Regions from separate parts of the Homo sapiens genome. Here region 1 is linked to region 2. A link is an interaction called in ENCODE POLR2A ChIA-PET data of the cell type or tissue named here. Cell type or tissue: PC-9. All regions are shown on one strand. Each heading gives the region's core, and the rest is flanking DNA. Links, peaks and the distances in the headings are about the cores only. Region 1 overlaps SLC43A1 (solute carrier family 43 member 1). Region 2 overlaps TNKS1BP1 (tankyrase 1 binding protein 1).

The links. Peaks named below come from ENCODE experiments on the same cell type or tissue, not always from the same donor. Only the 100,000 strongest peaks of a DNase experiment are listed, where the experiment ranks them.
Region 1: POLR2A ChIA-PET joins it to region 2 with 9 read pairs; 7 of 35 experiments call an interaction of 5 or more read pairs at or near these places.

Annotation. Positions count from the first base shown.
Region 1 is chr11:57,502,037-57,510,362 of GRCh38, reverse strand. The region is part of intron 2 of SLC43A1 (solute carrier family 43 member 1); the gene reads left to right. Among named protein-coding and RNA genes, the nearest start is that of SLC43A1, 9.5 kb to the left of the region's middle. In PC-9, for the core only: no CTCF peak of the experiment used is centred there; a DNase peak (open chromatin) is centred at 8,142; H3K27ac peaks cover 697 bases.
Region 2 is chr11:57,307,175-57,315,500 of GRCh38, reverse strand. TNKS1BP1 (tankyrase 1 binding protein 1) reads left to right here. Exons shown (of 12, transcript NM_033396.3): 5 at 1,612-2,967; 6 at 4,945-7,106. Among named protein-coding and RNA genes, the nearest start is that of TNKS1BP1, 14 kb to the left of the region's middle. RefSeq lists a silencer at 4,021-4,230. In PC-9, for the core only: no CTCF peak of the experiment used is centred there; DNase peaks (open chromatin) are centred at 3,970 and 7,340; H3K4me3 peaks cover 1,654 bases; H3K27ac peaks cover 3,794 bases.

The DNA.
Region 1 (8,326 bases), core at 293-8,292, 190 kb before region 2:
TCTCAGCCTCCTGAGTAGATGGGATTACAGGCGTCCACCACCACGCCCGGCTAATTTTTTGTATTTTCAGTAGAGATGGGGTTTCACCATGTTGGCCAGGTTGGTTTCGAACTCCTGACCTCAAGTGATCCGCCCACCTCGGCCTCCCAAAGTGCTGGGATTACAGGCATGAGCCACCGCGCCCGGCCTGCCCATCTTTTTTTTGTTATAGCCATCCTAGTGGATGTAAAGTTTTTTTGTGATTTTGATTTGTGTTTCCCTACTGATCAATGATGTTGAGCATCTTTTCCTGTGCTTATTGGCTTTTGGTATATCTTTGGAGAAAGGTCTATTCAGGTCCTTTGCCCACTTTAAAATTAGGTTATCTTTCTATTACTGAGATGTAAGAGTTCTTTATGTTCTAGATATAAGTCTCCTACATATGATTTGTAAAAATTTTCCTTCCATTATTGGGTTGTCTTTCACTTTCTTTTGGTGTCCTTTAGTGCACAACAGTTTTTAATATTGAAGTCCAATTTTCTATTTTTCTCTTTTGCCACTTGTATCTTGGTGTCATGTTTAAGGAACTATTGCCTAATCTCAGGTCACAAAGATTTACACCTGTGTTTCCTTCTTTCCTTCCTTCCTTCCTTCCTTCCTTCTTTCCCTCCCTCCCTCTCTCCCTCCCTCCCTCTCTCCCTCCCTCCCTCCTTCCCTTCCTCCCTCCCTCCCTCCTTCCTTCCTTCCTTCCTTCCTTCCTTCCTTCCTTCCTTCCTTCCTTCCTTCCTTTGTCCTTCTGACGGAATCTTGCTCTGTCACCCAGGCTGGAGTGTAGTGGCACGATCTTGGCTCACTGCAACCTCTGCCTCCTGGGTTCAAGCAATTCTCCTGCCTCAGCCTCCTGAGTAGCTGGGACTACAGGCACACACCACCATGCCCAGCTAATTTTTGTATTTTTAGTAGAGACGGGGTTTCACCACATTGGCCAGGATGGTTTCGATCTCCTGACCTCGTGATCCACCCGCCTTGGCCTCCCAAAGTGCTGGGATTGCAGGTGTGAGCCACCATGCCCGGCCTGTGTTTTCTTAGAGTTTTGTAGTTTTAGCTCTTATAGTTAGATCCTTGATCCATTTTGAGTTGATTTTGTATATAGTGTGAGATATCCACCTGGTGTTGTAAATTGCCCAGAAGTGGGTATGCTTCTAAATCTGGCTGTTAGGGATTACTAGAGGTGACCAAAGTGAATTTTTTCTTTGTTTCTTTTTTTTTTTGGAGACAGAGTCTCCGTCACCCAGGCTGGAGTGCAATGGCTTCATCTTGGCTCAGTGCAACCTCTGCCTTCTGGTTTCAAGCAGTTCTCCTGCCTCAGACTCCTGAGTAGCTGGTATTACAGGCGTGTACCACCATGCTTGGCTAATTTTTGTATTTTTAGTAAAGATGCAGTTTCACCTGTTGGCCAGGCTTTTCTGGAACTCCCGGCCTCAAGTGATCCATCTGCCTCTACCTCCCAAAGTGCTGGGATTACAGGTGGGAGCCACCGTGCCCAGTCCTTTTCTCAGAATTTATTTGTTTTTTTTTGTTTTGTTTCATTTTTGAGATAGGGTCTCACTCTGTCAGCTAGGCAGGAGTTCAGTGGTGTGATCATTGCTGCAGCCTTGAACTTCTGGACTCACGTGATCTTCCCACCTCAGCCTCCTGAGTAGCTAGGATTACAGGCATGTGCTTCCACACCTGGCTAATTTTTTAATTTTCTAGGACTTATTTGTCCATTCTTGCAAAGCAGGGTACAACATGCCTATCTCTACCTACCTCTCTTCCCTTCAAGGGACTCCAGCCAAAATCCTTGAGGCTCTCGGGCTGACTGTGGGTGCTGTTGCCTGATCTGCCTCAGTCATGCTGCATGATCAAAAGTGTCCGTTTTCTGCTTCTTGGAACTTTATTCACTTTGGGTGTCAGTCTTCCTCTGCAGTGTCCCAAGAACACAGAATTAGACCAGGAATCTGTGTTGCCATAGTGTGTGGAAAGAGGCAGACTTCCAACTCCGCTATGTGCTGTTGGGTGATTGAAGCTTAATTTTCTTTCTATCTTTCTTTCTTTTCTTTTCTTTTTTTTTTTTGGAGATGGAATCTCGCTCTGTTGCCCAGGCTGGAGTGCAGTGGTGCGATCTCACCTCACTGCAACCTCCGCCTCCCAGGTTCAAGCGATTCTCCTGCCTCAGCCTCCTGAGTAGCTGGGATTACAGGTGCATGCCACCATGCCCGGCTAATTTGTGTAATTTTAGTAGAAACAGTGTTTCACCATATTGGTCAGGCTGGTCTCGACCTCCTCACCTCAGGTGATCCACCCGCCTTGGCCTCCCAAAGTGTCGGGATTACAGGCGTGAGCCACCGTGCCTGGCACTTAATTTTCTTAATACCTCAATTACCCCATATGGTAAAATGGGACTAGTAATCCATACCTTATAGCGCTGTTGTGAAAATGAAATGAGGGTAAGCAGATAAAATTTCAGACTACGGATGGGATTGTTACTACATTCTGAACCTGGCTTTGCTGTTATTTGCTATGTGACCTTATCTTCTCTGGATCTCCATTCTTTCCAAGTCTATAAAACAAAGTGGACAATTGTCAACCTTTCTTCCAAAGAGCAATGATTTAAGGATCAAATGATGTCATTTAACAAAAATATGAAGAGCTCAACAAATGAGGAACTCATTATTATTATTACAATTATTATTATTTTAGAAATAGGGTCTTGTTCTCTTGCCTAGGCTGGAGTCCAGTGGTATAAACACAGCTCAATGCATCTTCAGCCTCCTGGATACAAGTGATCCTCATGTCTCATCCCCCTAAGTAGCTGGGACCACAGGCATGTACCACCACGCACGGCTAATTTTTTATTTTTTATTTTTATTTTTTGAGACAGTCTTGCTTTGTCGCCCAGACTGGAGTGCAGCAGCGCAATCACCGCTCACTGCAACCTCCGCCTCCTGGGTTCAAGTGATTCTGCTGCCTCAACCTCCCAAGTAGCTGGGATTACAGGCCTGTGCCACCATGCCCGGCTAATTTTTTTGTATTTTTGGTAAAGACGGGGTTTCACCATGTTGCCCAGGCTGATCTAGAACCCCTGGCCTCAAGTGATCCCCCTTTCTTGGCCTCCTAAAGTGCTAGGATTACAGGCGTGAGCCTCTGCACCTGGCCTCGGCTAATTTTTTATTTTTTGTAGAGACAGGTTCTCACTATGTTGCCAGGGCTGGTCTTGAACTCCTGGGCTCAAGTGATCTTCCCACCTCAGCCTCCCAAAGTGCTGAGATTACAGATGTGAGCCACTGTGCCTGGCCTGGAACTCATTATTGAAGCATTCACTAGTATCAACTTTGGGGTTACCTGGCCACATCCTCTGACCTACCTATAAGGGTATCACAGCTAACGGAGCCTCTGTTTCTCAGAATTTAGGCAGAAGCAGTTCAATTTATCACAAACTACTCTATATCCAGCATAAGTGCCCAAATAAAACAATTGCTAAAGTTCTTTAGGCATTTACTGTTTGTTAGTTAGATATTTAGTCCTCACTACAAATCTGTGATACAGGTATTATTTTTATTAACCCCATTTTATAGAAGAGAAACCTGAAGCTCAGAGATGCTAAGTAACTTGTGCAAGGTCACACAGCTAGTAAAGGGCAGAGTAAAGATTTAGTTTCACATTGGACTCCAGAACCTTTCTACTGGGACTCATGGGAATAGTGTGGATGTCCCTGACCTTCAGTGGCCCAGGGCTCTCCTGGGGGAATCCAGCCATAGACAAGACACCAGCGAGAGCCCAATCCTAAGATTTTGTTTGTTTGTTTTTGAGACAAGGTCTCACTCTGTCACCAGACTGGAGTGCAGTGGCATGATCAATGCTCACTGCAACCTTGATCTCCCAGGCTCAAGCAATCCTCCCACCTCAGCCTCCTGAGTAGCTTGGACTACAGGTGCACACCACCACACCTGACTAATTTTAAAATTTTATTTAATTAATTACTTACTATTATTTTTTGAGACAGGGTATCACTTTGTCACCCAAGCTGGACTGCAATGGTGTGGTCTCAGCTCATTGCGTCCTCCACCTCCCAGGTTCAAGTGATCCTCCCACCTCAGCCTCTGGAGTTGCAGGGACTGCAGGTGTGCGCCACTATGCTCAGCTAATGTTTTTATTTTTTGTATAGATGGGGTCTCACTATGTTGCCAGGGCTAGTCTCAAACTCTTGGACTCAAGCGATCCTCCTGTCTTGGCCTCCCAAAGTGCCGGGATTACAGGCATAAACCACCACACCCAACCCCTAAGGTGTTTTTGCTGAATGTGACCATGTCAGAGGCAGGAAAGGGAAGCATCATGGGGTTAGGAAAGGAACACTGAGCAGGGAGACAAAGAAAATGGGATCATTTTGTGAGTGTTCGCTGTGTGTGTATGTGTGACAATTCTCAGAGCCAGCCTCTCAGGTGGTTGAGACCACAGTCCCCATTTCCCAGATGAGATAATGGAGCCTCAGAGAGTTTCTGCAGCACAGCTAGTGGAATTAGAATTTGAACCCGGCTCTTCCAGACTCCAGGTGCTTCACAACCATCCCAAACCTAGTCATTTGCAGTTTACCTTCATGATTTTACCATTTCCCTTTGCCATAGCTAGTGTTATTTACTTAATAATTCCTTTTGAATCAGTCTGCTTAAAAAAAAATAGCTTCATTCTAAAGTGTAATATTCTTGGAATATCGGGTTTGCTGTTACCCACCCCCACACGTTATACATATACATGTATGTTTCTAATACATATATATGTACGTATATACGTGTATCGTTTTTTGTTATTTTTTTTGTTGTTGTTAGTTTTTTTTAGATGGAGTCTCTCTCTGTAGCCCAGGCTGGAGTGCAGTGGTGTGATTTCGGCTCACTGGAACCTCTGCCTCCTGGGTTCAAGCGATTCTCCTGCCTCAGCCTCTGGAGTAGCTGGGATTACAGGCACCCACCACTACACCCGGCTAATGTTTGTATTTTTAGTAGAGACAGGGTTTCACCATGTTGGCCAGGTGGGTCTTGAACTCCTGATCTCAAGTGATCCACCTGCTTTGGCTTCCCAAAGTGCTGGGATTATAGGTGCGAGCTACTGCGGCTGGCCAATGTATGTTTTTAATACACATTCAAATAACGAATAACTATGAAACCTGAAAAACTGCTCCATGTTACTTCCTGAACCCATCTTGAGTGCTCACATGCTGTGCATACCACATATTGGGAAACACTGCTTTCCCTGGCTTCCAAGCCCAGCTTAATCACTGTCCCATCCTATGCTTCGCTTTATTTGTCTATAAATGTTGGGGTTGGGGGTTGATGCCAAAGACCTTTTCTGTTGTCATTAACATGGACACAGCTCTAAGAGGTCTTGGCATCTTGGGCTGGCTCTCCTTTTAGTTCAGAATTTGGATTTTTATCCAACTACTCAGAGTGATCAAGCCTTCCTTATGAATGAACTCGTTGGTCAAACTCATAAAAGGCTGATCGATAAAACAGGAATGAATGTATGAATTGACACTAAGTCATTAGCATTTCACGGGAATGGATTCTCCGTTAGTGGAAGAGCACATGTCCTTTCTGGCACTGATGTGTGCTTGGGAAACTTACTGAGCTAACTGGCCCATGTAACACAGAGGCCCTTTGGTGCAGTGGAAAACTGTTGACTTTGGAGATTATCTTGAGTTTGAATCTGAGCCTGCCTGTAAGAAGCTGGCTAACTGAATTGCTTTGCTTCTTGGACCCTTACCATTTATAAAATGGGGACCATTGTACTCACCCTTTAGGGTTATTGCATGGATTAAATGGGATTCTCTATAGAAAATATTGGCACAAAGTAGGTGTAAATTTGCACGCTAGTGGGATTGTTTGTGAGGGAAATTGTCATTTGATTATCAAAGACTTAGGAGCAGGAACAGTGTCTAATTCAGGGACTGCAAATGGAAATGCCAGCTGAGGCCAGGCATTTGCTAATAATTGGGTAAAGCAGGGCAGGTGTAGAATAGCAATGTCTGGGAATTAAAAGAGAGGTGAGGACGTGTATGACCTTGAGAAGGCAAGCCCTGGCAAAAGGGGATGGCCTCCACTCAGCTACAGTCATGCCTAGATCTTCTAACTTTTTATTTTTATTTTTATTTTTTGAGACGGAGTCTTGCTCTGTCACCCAGGCTGGAGTGCAGTGGCGCGATCTCGGCTCACTGCAAGCTCCGCCTCCCGGGTTCACGCCATTCTCCTGCCTCAGCCTCCCAAGTAGCTGGGACTACGGGCGCCCACCACCACGCCCGGCTAATTTTTTTTTTGTATTTTTAGTAGAGATGGGGTTTCACCGTGTTAGCCAGGATGGTCTCGATCTCCTGACTTTGTGATTTACCCTCCTTGGCCTCCCAAAGTGCTGGGATTACAGGCTTGAGCCACCGCACCTGGCCGATCTTCTAACTTTTTAAAGAGAAGCAAGACATCTGGATTTTTATGTGATAACTCCTGATTTTAAACTGGCACCCAATTATAATTTACAACACTATAAGGGTCAACATTGCCAGCAGAGCAAAACATGGGTGGGGGCAACTGCTGGTCACCGGTGTGCAGCCTCTGGTCTAAAATCATCTTTGTATTTCTTCTTGCTTTACGCATTGTCCCAGCACAGTGCTGTTGTATAGTAAATATCCAGTAAGTGGGTGTAGAATGAATAAACCAATGCAGATAAACCTGTAGAGAGGCCGGGCACAGTTGCTCATGTCTGTAATCTCAGCACTTTGGGAGGCCCAGGCAGGCAGATCACTTGGGCCCAGGAGTTCGAGACCAGCCTGGGCAACAGTTGAAACCTCATCTCTACAAAAAATACAAAAAGTAGCCAGGTGTGGTGGCATGCACCTGTAGACACACCTACTCAGGAGGCTGAGGTGGGGGTATCACTTGAACTCGGGAGGTCAAGGCTACAGTGAGCTGGGAAGTCAAAGGTGCAGTGAGCTATAATTGCACCACTGCACTCCAGCCTGGGAGACAGAGTGAGACCCTGTCTCAAAAAAAAAAAAAAAAAAAACCTGTAGAGAAATGACAGTGATCATAAAGATCACTAAATTATAGGGCTAGCCTGATCCCCAAAGGCTGTGTGGTCCAACCCCTAAGTGCTTCCTGGAGGTGTCTGAGCACTTTCCCCACCTCCTTGGCAGCTGGTACTGAAGAAGACTCTCTGTTGTCCAGGACAGTTCCTTCCATGGCTGGTCAACACTCAGGATCTGCCAGGCCTTTGTGTTCTTCCTTATGTCAACACACAGATTCCTTTATCTTTACTCTTCTGCCAACTGCATGACCTTTGGATATGTAAAGTCAGGGGTCATTTTCACTACTGAGGGCAGATGTCCTCTACCACCCCCTAGTATCCAGGCATTATCACATCCCCTTGTCCCCTTGTTGGTTTTTTTGTTTCCTTTTTCTTTTCTTTTCTTTTCTTTTTTTTTTTTTTTGAGACAGGGCCTTGCTCTGTCACCCAGACTGGAGTGCAATGGTGTGATCATGGCTCACTGCAGCCTCGACCGCCCGGGCTCAAGCAATCCTCCCACCTCAGACTCCCAGGTAGCTGGAACTACAGACATGCATCGCCATGCTCGGCTGATTTTTAAAATTTGTTTTGTAAAGACAAGGTTTCCCAATGTTGCTCAGGCTGGTCTTGAACTCCTGGGCTCAAGAGATGCACCCACCTTGGCCTCCCAAAGTCCTGAGATTACAGGTGTGAGCTACTGCACCTGGCCTGGTTTGTTCTTTTAGCAGCACCTGTCACTCTAGAGCTGAGAACTTCCTGTCTCATGTAGTGTGGATGCCCAGCTCCTAGAGTACGTGCTTACCACATGACCCACCAGGAGGGTCAGCTACCCCTTCCTCAGATCCTTCAGGAGCACTTTCTCTGGGCCAGGCACTGTGCAAAGCTCTTTGTTTACTGTCTCCAATTTAATCCTCCTAAGGAGGTCGTGGGTTAGGCATTCTTTGGTCCGGTTTACAGACAAGAAGAAAGTTACTTGGTCAAGGTGCACAGCTAGTAAGGCTGGTGGTGGGAATTCAGACCCTGGTCTGTCTGCCTGCTCCAGGTGCACCCTGAGTTTGCCCTTGGCAGTGCTGCCAAGTGACAACTTGGAGGCCTGGGGGCAGCCACCTCATGACTCACTGAGCATTGAGTAAAGCGAAGCAGCCCTTTGTCTCCTATCACTAGCTTTTCTCCTTAACTTGTCACAACTCCAAGTTGGCAGTTTACCGTTAAGGACAAGTCCTCCAAGTGGACTTCTAGAGGGGACTGGAGGGCAGTGCCT
Region 2 (8,326 bases), core at 211-8,210:
CCACATGCAGCTACTCAGGTGCTGGGCTAGGATTGGCCCAGCTGTATTGGAGAGCTGTATTTAAACAGGTTAAACAGTATGATGAAGCAGATGAGGGAGTTGAGTGTTGAGTAAAAAGTGACGTTAATGGTGATAAGAAGAGAGGTGAGGGTATGAGGGGAGTGGGGGACAATGAGAAAGAATTAGGGTTAAGGGGCTGTGCTATGAGAGGGGCTGAAAATAAGGGCGTTGGGGAAATAGAGTGAGCCGGTCAGATAGGCGGTGGGGGTGGGCAAGTGGGATACTTGGGATTGAGATGATGCAGAGGTTGCAGCCACTGGTAAGGATGAGGTCTAGGGTGTGACCTTGAGAGGATGGGTCGCACAGTCACTGAGGAAGAGGAGGTCAACGAACCAGAGGCTGGAAGGGTCGCATCTGGCTATGGAGATGACTGTAAGCTATCACAACAATGATGGAGAGGGTTGCAGTGATGCAGCGGTTATGGTTTTCAAGGAATGATGGGTGCGTAAGGGTCAATAACAAGAAAGAATTGTGGGTGCTGTAGTTTAAGGGCACGAGCTTTGACATTAGAACGTTGCAGAGGGGAGTGAGCATGGAGGGAACAGAAGGGACCTTGAGAAGCAAGCAGGACCCTTTATTTTGCCCAGGCCTAGTAGGTGATGATGTGGGAGAATTAACGACATGGGAGAGGGCGGCCAGGGAAGTGTGACCTCTGCAGAGGGCAAAGGTCAGATGGAGCCAGAGTCACTTCATTGTCTGGGGACAGGTGGAGTGCCAGGTGCTTGGTGCCTTGTTTGTCCCCCTCTTCTCTCCACGTCCTCCCCACTCTCTGCCGCCATCATCCCATGAGTCCTATGCCGAGGGGCCAGTGCACACATTTCCCTTCACCCTCACCTAACTGGGAGATGAGCATTGTTGCCACCAGCCCTAATGTACAGATGGGGAAGCTGAGGCTCAGAGAGACCAAGTGTCTGCCATATGTGAGGGAGGGCACATGCTGGTAAGAGGCAGTGCTGGGACGGCTCAAGCCAGGCGCTGTCACACCCCCCAGTGCCTTTTGCCTGGGTCCCATAGCCTTCCTGCTTCCTTGGCACCTTCTGTGCCATGAGGGGCACCCCCTGCACGCTGTAGCCACTCCCCCGAGCTGCTCTGTAGCTGCACTGCACCTCGAATCCTGCTTGGACGCGAAACCCTCTCTCCCCTCACGACTCCCACATGCTGAGGTGCTTCAAGAGCCAGATTCACAATGTTCCTTTTCCCTTTATAAAGCAGGTGTTATGGACCCCGAACTGTGGCCTCTGAGGAGATCCTCACATGAGCTTTGGGTTGAGTGGGTGAGGGGTTCCAACCACCTGAGACGAAAGGAATTATGCTTTGTGAATAAGGATAGGCGCATTCTGGGGAAGAAGGTCTAAAGGGGGCTCTGTGAGAAGTCCTGCCTTGAGTCGTCTGTGGGGCCCCTCCCAGCTATCCCAAGAGGACCCCCTCGGGTTCCAGTTGCCTCCTCCCAGCCTGGGAGAAGCTGACCTGGGGTCTGTGTGGGGTCGGAGGGGACCCTCCCCGCCCCGCTGAGAGGTGAGTGACGGATCTTGACCTTTCTTTCTCTTGCAGATTTCCAAGCCCTGGATTCCCTCAAGTCCAGCCCCCTCCTCAGAGAATGGAGGCCCTGCCAGCCCAGGCCTCCCCGCAGAAGCCTCAGGCTCAGGCCCTGGCTCTCCCCATCTTCACCCGCCTGATAAGAGTTCTCCCTGCCACTCACAGCTTCTGGAAGCCCAGACTCCTGAAGCTTCCCAGGCTTCTCCCTGCCCCGCTGTGACTCCATCAGCTCCAAGTGCAGCCCTGCCTGACGAGGGCTCCCGCCACACCCCCAGCCCGGGGCTCCCTGCCGAGGGGGCTCCAGAGGCCCCCAGACCCAGCAGCCCACCCCCTGAGGTCTTGGAGCCCCATAGCCTGGATCAGCCCCCTGCCACCTCACCCCGGCCCCTGATCGAGGTGGGTGAGTTGCTGGATCTCACTCGGACGTTTCCATCTGGCGGGGAGGAGGAGGCCAAGGGTGACGCACACCTCCGCCCCACCAGCCTGGTTCAGCGCCGATTCTCTGAAGGTGTGCTCCAGTCACCCAGTCAGGACCAGGAGAAGCTGGGGGGCTCGCTGGCTGCCCTGCCCCAAGGCCAGGGGAGCCAGTTGGCCCTGGATCGTCCCTTTGGGGCAGAGTCCAACTGGAGCTTATCACAGTCCTTCGAATGGACCTTCCCCACGAGGCCCTCGGGTCTGGGCGTGTGGCGGCTGGACTCCCCGCCTCCCTCCCCCATCACTGAAGCCAGTGAGGCCGCCGAGGCTGCTGAGGCTGGCAACTTGGCCGTTTCCAGCAGGGAAGAAGGAGTGTCTCAGCAGGGGCAAGGGGCTGGGTCAGCTCCAAGTGGGTCAGGAAGTTCCTGGGTGCAGGGGGATGATCCAAGCATGTCCCTCACCCAGAAGGGCGATGGGGAGAGTCAACCTCAATTCCCAGCTGTTCCCCTTGAGCCCCTGCCTACAACTGAGGGCACACCTGGATTACCTTTGCAGCAGGCAGAGGAGAGATACGAGTCGCAGGAGCCCTTGGCTGGACAGGAGTCCCCTCTCCCCCTGGCTACCAGGGAGGCAGCCTTGCCCATCCTGGAGCCAGTCCTGGGGCAGGAGCAGCCAGCAGCCCCTGACCAGCCCTGTGTTCTCTTTGCTGATGCCCCTGAGCCTGGACAGGCACTGCCTGTTGAGGAGGAGGCCGTGACCCTAGCCCGGGCTGAGACCACCCAAGCCAGGACAGAGGCTCAAGACTTGTGTAGGGCATCCCCCGAGCCTCCAGGCCCTGAAAGCAGCTCCCGCTGGCTGGACGACCTCCTGGCTTCACCACCACCCAGTGGTGGCGGTGCAAGGCGGGGAGCTGGAGCTGAGCTGAAGGACACACAGTCCCCAAGTACCTGCTCTGAGGTGAGAATGGGCATAGGGAGAATGGGACTTCTGGGGACAGAGGCCAGGGCTTGGGTGGGCTTCATTCTTTGAACATGGATTTTACATGTCGAGAGCTTGGGCTGTGGTAGTGAGCAAGGCAGCTGTGGACCTGCAGATTGTAGCTCTGCAGAGCCACACAGGACGGTGTGTGTGTGGGGTTTCGTGTGAGGCTCTATCCCAGCTCCAGCAATCGCTAGCTGATTGGTCTTGGGAAGAACGTACCTTAACTGCTGGGCTTCAGAGTGCTTTCCTGATAGTAGCATTGGCCTCTTAGAGTTATATTGTGGGTAAATCGAGGTGGAAAGCTCTCGGCACAGTGCGTGGCAGGTGCTGAGTATTCAGTCTCTCATTATGGGAATATCGTTCAAGGCAAAATAGTGTAGCCATTTAGAGCGTGGGCTCCTGGGTTCATCTCCTGGCTCTGCTTTCCTTTGCCCAGGTGTGACCTTAAAAGAGTGACTTTTCTGCCCTCTGCCTCAGTTTCCACATCTGTAAAATGTGGATAACAAGATGAGTTCTACCTCCAAGGGTGTTGGCAAGGGTTCAATGAGCTGTAATGTCTAAAGTGCTAAGAATAGTGCCTGGCTCATCCTAAGTGCTTAAGAAGTGTTGGCTTTTACAAACGTTATTAACATTGAGCTCCAGACCTGCTTTGTAGACAGGCAGCTGGGCCTCAGAGGAGGTTAGCCTTGTGCAGTTATCCAGCAAGTTGGTGGCTGGGCCCGGGCCAGCGCCGTTTCCCGGCCCAGTGCCCTTTCTCCTACCAGGCTGCCTCTGAATTTAAGGGCCGGGGGCCAGGTGGCTTTCGAAATTTATTTCTCAAGCCGGGCCTGGGCTGCAAGGGGCGGGGCTGCAGGAAAGGAGGAGCCAGGGGGCCTCTGGGGGCTGCGGGGCGGGGAGAAGGAGGAGCAGGAAGGGGTTAAGCTGACTCCTGTAGTAGGTGTGTCTGTCCCGGGATGTGGGTGACTCAACTGGCTCCTGGGCGGGGCTGCCCAAGCTGCAGCTGCTCCGGAGGGAGCAGGGCCAGGGTGAGGGAGAGCCAGCGCCAGAGCCGTCGGACAGGTCCCAGCGCGGGTAGCAGCCCAGCTCTATCCCTGCGCCCGGCTGGCCGCACCCAGCAGCCCCAAGGCGGGTTGGGGGCGGGGGGCCATGGCCCAGCCTGGGGATGGGGAGGCCAGCATGTCTATCCTGGAGCGGCTGCTGGCCAACGCTGCGCTGAGGGATGAGGCTGGCCGGCTCCGAAGCCCTGAGCCCAGGGCTCTCCCGCCCACAAGGGTGAGTCAGGGAGCGTGAGGTGGGGGGTGGGGTGCAAGAAGCCCTGGCTGGGATTTTCCCCTGTGCCAGAGGCTGCCCCTCTTGTCTTTCCTGGGCCAGGGTGAGGGCTGAGAGGTCTTCCTGGGGAAGATTGAGCAGACGGCACTTTGGCTGGGGAAGAAGGGCCTGGGTACTTATAGGAGGATGGGGGTCAGATGGGGCATGGGGGAGGACGGGCTGGAAAAGCTGTCATTGGTGTTGGAACCTTGCCTTGCAAGGGAAGTCGCAGAGAGGCTTTGAATCTTGACCTCTCCTAATCAAAAGGAAAGTGCACTGCCTGCCATTCCTGTGTGAAGACCACTCCTCTCCTGGCTGTTAGCCAAGTATTGCCCAAGAGTTGTAAACATGACCATGGGACCATCGATTGAGTGCCCACTGCATGCCAAGCACTATGCTGAGTGCTTGGTCTAAATGATCTCATTTAATCCTCTCACACCAGCCCCATGCAATAGGAATTATCCTCGTTTAAGGATGAGGACGCTGAGACCCAGAGTGGTTAAGTGATTTGCTCAAGGTCACACAGCTTTCTGTTGCCAAAGTGGGGCTTTCAGGCACTAGGCAGCGCTGACTCTGCTGGATTGACTCCCACCCTGATGGAATCTAATCGTTGTTTCTTTGTCTGTTTTTTTTTCTTATTCCCAGGGACTCCTTGGCTGGTCCCAGAAAGATCTGCAGAGTGAATTTGGGATCACAGGAGACCCACAGCCCAGCAGTTTCAGTCCTTCCAGCTGGTGTCAAGGTGCTTCTCAGGACTATGGCCTTGGGGGTGCAAGCCCTAGAGGAGACCCAGGTCTCGGAGAGAGGGACTGGACCAGCAAGTATGGGCAAGGAGCAGGGGAAGGGAGCACCAGGGAGTGGGCCAGCAGGTGTGGCATCGGCCAGGAGGAGATGGAGGCCAGCAGCAGCCAAGACCAGAGTAAAGTGTCTGCCCCAGGGGTGCTCACAGCCCAGGACCGGGTAGTTGGAAAGCCAGCCCAGCTTGGCACTCAGCGGAGCCAGGAGGCAGATGTTCAGGACTGGGAGTTCAGAAAGAGGGATTCCCAGGGCACTTACTCCAGCCGGGATGCAGAACTCCAGGACCAGGAATTCGGAAAGAGAGATTCACTGGGTACCTACAGTAGTCGAGATGTAAGCCTTGGGGACTGGGAATTTGGGAAGAGAGATTCTCTGGGTGCTTATGCCAGCCAAGATGCCAACGAGCAGGGCCAAGATTTGGGGAAGAGGGACCACCATGGTAGGTACAGCAGCCAGGATGCCGATGAGCAGGACTGGGAGTTTCAGAAGAGAGATGTGTCACTCGGCACCTATGGCAGCCGGGCTGCGGAGCCACAGGAACAGGAGTTTGGGAAGAGCGCTTGGATAAGGGACTACAGCAGTGGTGGCAGCTCCAGGACCCTTGACGCCCAGGACAGAAGCTTTGGAACGAGACCCCTGAGCTCTGGGTTCAGCCCCGAGGAAGCCCAGCAACAGGATGAGGAATTTGAGAAGAAGATTCCAAGTGTGGAAGACAGCCTTGGAGAGGGCAGCAGGGATGCTGGCCGGCCAGGAGAGAGAGGATCCGGGGGCTTGTTCAGTCCTAGCACTGCCCACGTGCCGGATGGGGCACTCGGGCAGAGAGACCAGAGCAGCTGGCAAAACAGTGATGCTAGCCAGGAGGTGGGAGGGCATCAGGAGAGACAGCAGGCAGGGGCTCAGGGCCCTGGCAGTGCTGACCTGGAAGATGGGGAGATGGGAAAGCGAGGCTGGGTCGGTGAGTTTAGCCTCAGTGTTGGCCCCCAGCGAGAGGCAGCATTTAGCCCAGGGCAGCAGGACTGGAGCCGGGACTTCTGCATCGAGGCCAGTGAGAGGAGCTATCAGTTTGGCATCATTGGCAACGACAGAGTGAGTGGTGCTGGCTTTAGCCCTTCTAGCAAGATGGAAGGTGGTCACTTTGTGCCTCCTGGGAAGACCACAGCTGGCTCGGTGGACTGGACTGACCAGCTGGGTCTCAGGAACTTGGAAGTGTCCAGCTGTGTGGGTTCTGGGGGCTCGAGCGAGGCCAGGGAGAGTGCCGTGGGACAGATGGGCTGGTCAGGTGGCCTGAGCTTGAGAGACATGAACCTGACCGGCTGTTTGGAAAGTGGAGGGTCTGAAGAGCCGGGGGGAATCGGAGTTGGGGAGAAGGACTGGACTTCTGATGTTAATGTGAAGAGCAAAGATTTGGCTGAGGTCGGGGAGGGAGGAGGCCACAGCCAGGCCAGAGAGAGTGGCGTGGGGCAGACTGACTGGTCAGGTGTGGAGGCCGGAGAGTTCCTTAAATCAAGGGAGCGTGGAGTTGGACAGGCAGACTGGACACCTGACCTTGGGCTGAGAAACATGGCCCCAGGGGCAGTCTGCAGTCCTGGAGAGTCCAAAGAGCTTGGGGTGGGCCAGATGGACTGGGGTAACAATCTGGGCCTGAGGGATTTGGAGGTGACCTGTGACCCAGACTCTGGAGGTTCTCAGGGGCTACGGGGATGTGGAGTGGGGCAGATGGACTGGACCCAGGACTTGGCGCCCCAGAATGTGGAGCTCTTTGGGGCTCCAAGTGAAGCCAGGGAGCATGGGGTGGGCGGGGTGAGCCAGTGCCCAGAGCCCGGCCTGAGGCACAATGGCAGCTTGTCTCCTGGCCTGGAGGCCAGAGACCCCTTGGAGGCCAGGGAGCTGGGGGTTGGTGAGACAAGTGGGCCAGAGACCCAGGGTGAAGATTACTCCTCGTCTTCCTTGGAGCCACACCCTGCAGACCCTGGAATGGAGACAGGAGAAGCCCTCAGCTTCGGAGCAAGGTAATGAACGGAGCCCCATCCCAAGTGTGGGAGGGAACATGTGAAGGCTGTCCAAGAAATCGGAACCTTTCTGAGGAGGGAAGAAACAGTTTTTCCTGAGGACTTTTAGTGTTTGGGTAATTGAGACATTTTGGACTAAGAATTTTTAGTTCTACTTAAAAATAATTGAAATATGATACACATACAGGTGAGTTCCTTTTTTGAAGGATGACTAATGTGTTACTTTTGCAACCCATGTTTGAGCTTGGTGATTTGGAATTGTGACTGTGACGGGGGAAATGGTGCATGTCATAGCTTGGATGGTTTCTGATGGGTTCTACTCTTGTACACAGTAGCCGTTCCCCAGGCCTCTCAGCCCTGAAGCCACAGGTGGTTTCATAGGTATAGGGCAGAGAATTCCGTGTCTTCTTGGCTGGGGCCACCACAGCCAGGAGTGGAGTGGACAGTGGAACCCACGGGTTCTCAAAGAGGTTAGGTACTTGGTGCTTCTTGCCTGTCCTGTCTTGAAGCCTGGAATAGCAAGTTCAAGAACCTGAAGGGTATGGGGACCTGGCCCCATGACCTTGGCCTCTGTGCAAATTTGCTGAAAGAACTTTCCAAAGGCTTTGCAAGGCAAGCACAGTCTGTTTCATGGATGTTTTAAAACCAGCTGAGATGGTTTTGCAGCTGAGAAACGTGCTAAAAAGGCATTGCATCCGTTTTGTTAACATTTCCATCCATTGAGATTCGCTTTTATTCCCTTTAGTGAGCAGAAAATGTTACCTTTTCCAGCCCCACAGTGGGAGCTTCTCACTGGGTATGTGGGGAAGGCAAGGGAAGTGTGGGGCAGGGGCTTTTATAAGTGGAAGGGGTTGGTGGTGGGAGGAGAGGAGCAGGAAGGGGCTAGAGCATATCATGGTGGTCTTGGGGACTCTGGAGAGGCATTTGGGATGGAGGAGGAGAAGGGAGAGAGGAAGATGGGCCCAGTGAGATGCCCAGGGGGATTTGAGGAAGTGGAGCTTCCTGACGACTCAGGCTGTTGACGGGGTGGTGACGGAGCACAGGGAACCACTGAGGCTGCATTGAGGACTGCAGGGACGAGGGGAGGGCGCAGGACTAGGAGTTGGGAGGCCCTTGTGGTCCTGGGCAGGTTGCTGGGCTCTGAGCCTCAGTTTCTCAGGGTTTGACTCAGGAAGTGCAGAGTTCCAGCTTTAATGTTCTTGGTGCAGGGGAGAGTCCAG